2 separate regions of the Mus musculus genome follow, and region 2 is linked to region 1. Evidence: chromatin loops called from intact Hi-C (ENCODE). Cell type or tissue: heart. All regions are shown on one strand. Region 1 holds the start of Eogt (EGF domain-specific O-linked N-acetylglucosamine (GlcNAc) transferase). Region 2 holds the start of Arl6ip5 (ADP-ribosylation factor-like 6 interacting protein 5).

Region 1 (2,500 bases):
CACACAAGCGCCCTGGTTCCATCGCCTTTGCCAGGCTTACTAGTGTGGTTAGTGGCTGAGTTAAGAGCACTGGTACTCTTTCAGAGGACTGAGTTCAAGTCCTAGTACACACATAGCAGCTAATAACTGTAACTCCGGTTCCAGAGATCTGATGCCCTCTTCTGGCCGTGTGTGCATACACGCACAAAATACCTATACATAAAAATTTTAAAATGCATTTTAAAAACTACTGTAATGTTCTTTTGTTCTTTAATGTGTGTTTGGCACATGTAAATGACATGCTAACACAATACATACTGAACAGGATATATATTAAACAAATTATATACATATTAAACACATACACATATAAAACACAGCTGGTCTGGAACTTGCGACATAGATCAGGCTGGCCTCAAACTTACAGAGATCCATTTGCCTTTGCCTTCCAAGTGCTAGCTAGGATTAAAGAAAGGCCTTCCCTAAAGTGCCCAGCCCATGTGTATGTTGTATGTTACTGGGGATTGAACCTGGGGTCGTGCACATGTTAGGATAGCACTCATCTCCGTGGTCACTAAGTTGTCTGGGTGTCTTGAACTTCCTTTTATTTTTTATTTTTTTTAAATTTTTTCCATGACTCAGCCTGTGGAGTAGCTGGAACAGCAGGCCTGTACCACCAGTTCTGGTTTCAGTTCTCATAGTAGCTTCTTAAAATTTATAAGACATGTAAGCCTTGTGAACTGAATGCATCTGAGCATGTTTATTTTGACACCATTAATATAAGCTGGGTCCTTTTTTTCATTTATTAGTATTGTATAGGAAGGTGTGAGTATCCAGGAGGTCAGAGAACGAGGTCAGGGAGTGGGTTCTCCCCTTTCGTGGTAGGATCCTAGGATTCAACGTGGGTCGTCAGGCTTGCTCCCACAAGCGCTTTGAAAACTCTAAGCCACCTGTCAGCCCTTGAACCCTTTAATCATAATTTAATGGCTGTCTCCCCCATGCTCCAGAAGGCATGCTGGAACTGCAAGGTGTCAAGAATGGAAGAGAATGGGAGATATGCATACACGTAATCATCACCTAAACAAGCAGTTAGAAATCATCATGAAATAGCAAAAACGTAAAAATTAAACAAGAGTAGCCATTGGACTTGGACACTTCATGGACAGGTACAATTCCCTGGAATCTACAGTATTTTCACTACCCACCAGAGAGTGTCCCACTACATCCAGTCTCATTTGAAAATCAGGGCAGCAACTTCTGCTCAGAATGGGAAAGCAATAAAATTACAACCCTGAGTGATATGTAAACAGTCCCGTAGTCTGCCTGCCTACTCTCTGGTGCTGGAGACCTGCCAAGCGCCTGGAGGAGCAGCCAGGGACTTGCACCCCGGTGTCCCACGTCCCGGAGGGGATGTAGGCGGGTGTCCCCAGTGGATCAGGCTGTGGGTCACAGGGTGTCCGTAACCTTGGCTGATGGGTGTCCAAGAGTGCCTTCCAGACTCTGGTCGCTGGGTGTGGTCAAGGCATTCCGGTCCGCCCTTGAGCCCCGGGCCAAGGTGTCGCGGCAGCTCCCGGGCGCCCCCTGGCCCGGCTTGGGCGCCGGAGGTTTCCGGTTCGCGGCTGCCGGCGGTGACGTCTCGTTACTCCCAAGCTGCCGCCACTGCCGCCGCCGCCGCTCCCTAGTCAAGCTGCAGGTGGGCCCCGCGCCTTCCCCGCCTGTTCCTGGCCGGCGCCTGCACCCCCGTGGGCCCGCAGCCTGACTCTGGGACTCTGATCCCAGCCCGCGGCCTTCAGCTGGTTACCAGGAGTTGATCGGTGGCTGTAGGCTAGGGAGATGCCCAGCCAGGCCTGCCCTGTTGCCTCGATCCCCATGCTGGGGCGGAGTGGCTTCTCCAGGCACACCTGGGAGCCGAGCGTCTCCTAAGACAGCTGCTTCCCCAAGCACCCGGGGCAGGGTTGGCTGCTGCCGGGCGCGAGGGGCTGACTCCGCTACACAGGGGAGGGGTTGACGTTCCGCAGACAACCGGAGGATCGCCACAGCAGGATTGCCACTTCGGCGCCTCAGGCAGCCGAGCTCTGTCTGAGCTCTGTCTGCTTGCCTACCTTGGGACTTGATAGTCTTTGAGTCCCAGATGCACTTCATCTGTCCGCTGCTGGCTCTGTTGCCCAGCAATGCCCTAAGCCATTCATGTGGTAGTCCTAGTAACCCCAGCTCTCATGGTTTACGGCGTTCAGATTTTTACCTTTTTTTCCTCTTCTCTTTTTAGGTCCGTGAAAATCCAATCAAGCCACACACGAGTGGAGCGCGATTGACCGTTTTGTGCAAAAAGACGCGGTAGCCTAACCTACTAAAGCTTTCATCCCTGCCAAGTCTTGCCAGAGAACTCAACTCCGGGAAGGCTTTCTGCCAGGCCCTGAAGTTGTACTTTCATGCACCACAGGGAACCATCACCCAGCATATGCAAGTGGGTACATGCCCTCCCTTGCAAAAGCCAACTTTCTGATCTGCTCCTTTAGATTTT
Region 2 (2,500 bases), 62 kb before region 1:
TGTATATTTGATTGGTCTGTGTCAAACCTTTCTATTTAAGAGAAGATAATCCACCCCATAACTAGGTAACCACCAAAGAGGAAGAAAAGAATATGAAAGTTTACAAGAGATGTAAACCCATTATTAGAGTTCTTTGGTTTTGTTTTGTTGGATTTTCAAGATAGGGTTTCTCTGTGTATCCCCAACTATACTCATACTTGCTCTGGAGACCAAGCTGGCCTTGAACTCACAGAGATTCGACTGCCTCTGCCTCCCAAATGCTGAGATCGAAGGCGTGCACCAGCAGTGCCCAGCTAGTTATTTTATTTTAAAGAAGCGACTTTGTGAAGTCTGTCCTCTGGGAAGAAGCAGAGTTTTGGGGGCAGGTTCAGGAACAACTGCCTCTGGCTTTCTTCCCCTGACTAATGGTTGCTCAGCTGCCCGTTTAGTCAGAGTCCGCTAGAGCCTGTGTCCTCTGCACACTACGCCATCCCCAGAGTTGGCAGTTCCTTCAGCCACACACAGCTAAGATCTCACATGGAGCCCACATTTGAGAACCGGTGACCACTCCGAACCACGCCTGGAAATGAGGAAGCTTGCCAGTCTCCTCCGTGCTGTGAGTTTGCTCCTTTTGAGGCTCAGCAAATGCCATGTGTCCCTGGGCCAGAATTCAAGTCTGATTCATCTTGGTGCGCTCAGAGCTTGGCGTGGGATCTGGTGCCCAGAGGTAGCTAAGTAAATAAGCCAGCTAACCTCAGGCCAACTTAAGACAGCGCCTTATCACGCACCCCTTCCTAAGAGCCCCGAGTGTGCATCTCTTCTCTCTCCTTTTTGGGATTGTTTTTTGTTTTTCTCCCTAGCAGCTTCTCTTTCTCTTTGGGTTTGTTCGGAAAGAGAAACCTTAGAAAAGGACTTCTTTTAGGGCAAGAGGGTGTTTTGTAAAACCTTCTATTTAAATTCGTATAAGAGATAATAAAATGGCGAATATAACCATTTATTTTGTTAAAAGGTGGAAGAAGCATTTTTAAAGGGTAACCTACAAGGAAAAACAGCTTCTCAGGAAACAGGTGCGGAAATGTGTACGTGTATGTGCGCCAGAATGTTCACGTATAACCTTACTTAGCACAGGAAACTTCTTAACCAGCATCGAAAAGGCCTTCAGAGATGTTTAAGACCCCAGGCTAAGGAGCAAAGCTAAAGCGACCGTGTCCGGCAACTTCTAGGGGAAAAGAAAATGTCAGGGGGCCTCGTTTCCAGAGTCACCTCACAGGGGAAGATGCGCCACCAGGAGACTCGCATCCGCCTGAGCGGAAGCTCAGTTCTATGTACAGTATAGACAGACATTAGCCGGAGAGGCCACTTAAACACAGCCCTGGGTCCACACCCTGTCACTCCAGGCTTTGCTAGGCAGCCCCAGGACAAGGTTACAACACCACCACATTTTTTCTTATTTTTAAAACACCCACTGTGCTACAAACATCTGACAGGCGAATATCTTCAGCACGGGGACGTGGGAGGGGGTAGTTCTCATTGTCCCAAGTTCTCAGCGTTTTCCTCACCTCTTCCCTCCCAGGGTCCCTGCTCAAGCCTCTAGAGCAAAAAGAGAAAGAAAGGGGACCTCAGAGAGCTGTGGCCTCGCCCTGAGAACAAGTTTCCACTGGGTGGGCCACTTCCCGAGACCCTTCCCTGAGGCAGGCGCTCCGTGTGGACCTAGTCTTGCATTTCGCGATCTTGTCCTCGTGGTCCCTACGTCCTGACCCTGGACAGGTGCTCCAGGCAGAAGACCCCACTTACCCAACAACCGAAATCATCATGGCAGCCACCACCAGGTAGTTGGTCTGGTAATAGAGCAGATTGCTCACTACACGGTTGTTCCATTTGGAAATGTCCCTGAAGTCCGGCCGGGCGAAACGATCAGAGCCCGGGAAGAAATCGTCCCAGGCACGGAGCGGGGCGAGGTTCACGTCCATGTTCCTCTGCTTCGCGAGCTTCGCCTTCGGAATCTGGAGGCGGCGGCAGCGACAACCAGCTGGATGAAAGATGACAGCGGGTCCTTCGGATTGGTTCTGCGGTTAAAGCACGGCAGGGCTCAGAAAATTGGCTGCGGGCGGGTGTGTTGGTCTGTCTGTGATTGGCTGGAAGTGGTTAGTGACTCAGAGCAGTGGGCTTTATCCAATGTTAGGACAAAAAGTAACTAGCGGAAATCCCCTACCTAAACTAAAGGTGGTGTCAGTTCTCTCTGGCAGTTTAAATACAAACCATCTCTTTTTAAACACATCGCTTGTGTGTGTTCTTTGCCCTGAAGGGAGAAAAAAAAAAAAAAAAAAAAAAAAAAAAAAAAAAAAAAAGCAGCTGTTCAGCTGTCAATATAAGTGGAATGGAATGGAAGCCGGCCTCAGTGTCACTGAAGTCCGGTATTGCTAATCTCCCCACATATGCGTGCAATTTTCATGAGTCACTTTGTGTGAAATCACACTAGAAAAAAAAAAAATGGGAGCAAGGGTTTGACTGAAGTGAACTG

Evidence for each region. Hi-C counts contacts between places; a loop is a spot of excess contacts. Peaks named below come from ENCODE experiments on the same cell type or tissue, not always from the same donor. Only the 100,000 strongest peaks of a DNase experiment are listed, where the experiment ranks them.
Region 2: a loop joins it to region 1, with 2.3 times the contacts of the local background. A loop is called at or near these places in 2 of 42 quality-filtered maps.

What each region holds. Positions count from the first base shown.
Region 1 is chr6:97,148,004-97,150,503 of GRCm38, reverse strand. It overlaps Eogt (EGF domain-specific O-linked N-acetylglucosamine (GlcNAc) transferase), which reads left to right and starts at 1,618. Exons shown (of 18, transcript NM_175313.5): 1 at 1,618-1,672; 2 at 2,246-2,500. In heart, CTCF peaks have their summits at 157 (motif pointing left) and 1,551; a DNase peak (open chromatin) is centred at 1,523; H3K4me3 peaks cover 1,587 bases; H3K27ac peaks cover 1,593 bases.
Region 2 is chr6:97,210,270-97,212,769 of GRCm38, reverse strand. It overlaps Arl6ip5 (ADP-ribosylation factor-like 6 interacting protein 5), which reads right to left and starts at 1,978. Exons shown (of 3, transcript NM_022992.2): 1 at 1,774-1,978. The coding sequence starts at 1,949. In heart, a CTCF peak has its summit at 1,279; DNase peaks (open chromatin) are centred at 569 and 2,029; H3K4me3 peaks cover 2,146 bases; H3K27ac peaks cover 1,915 bases.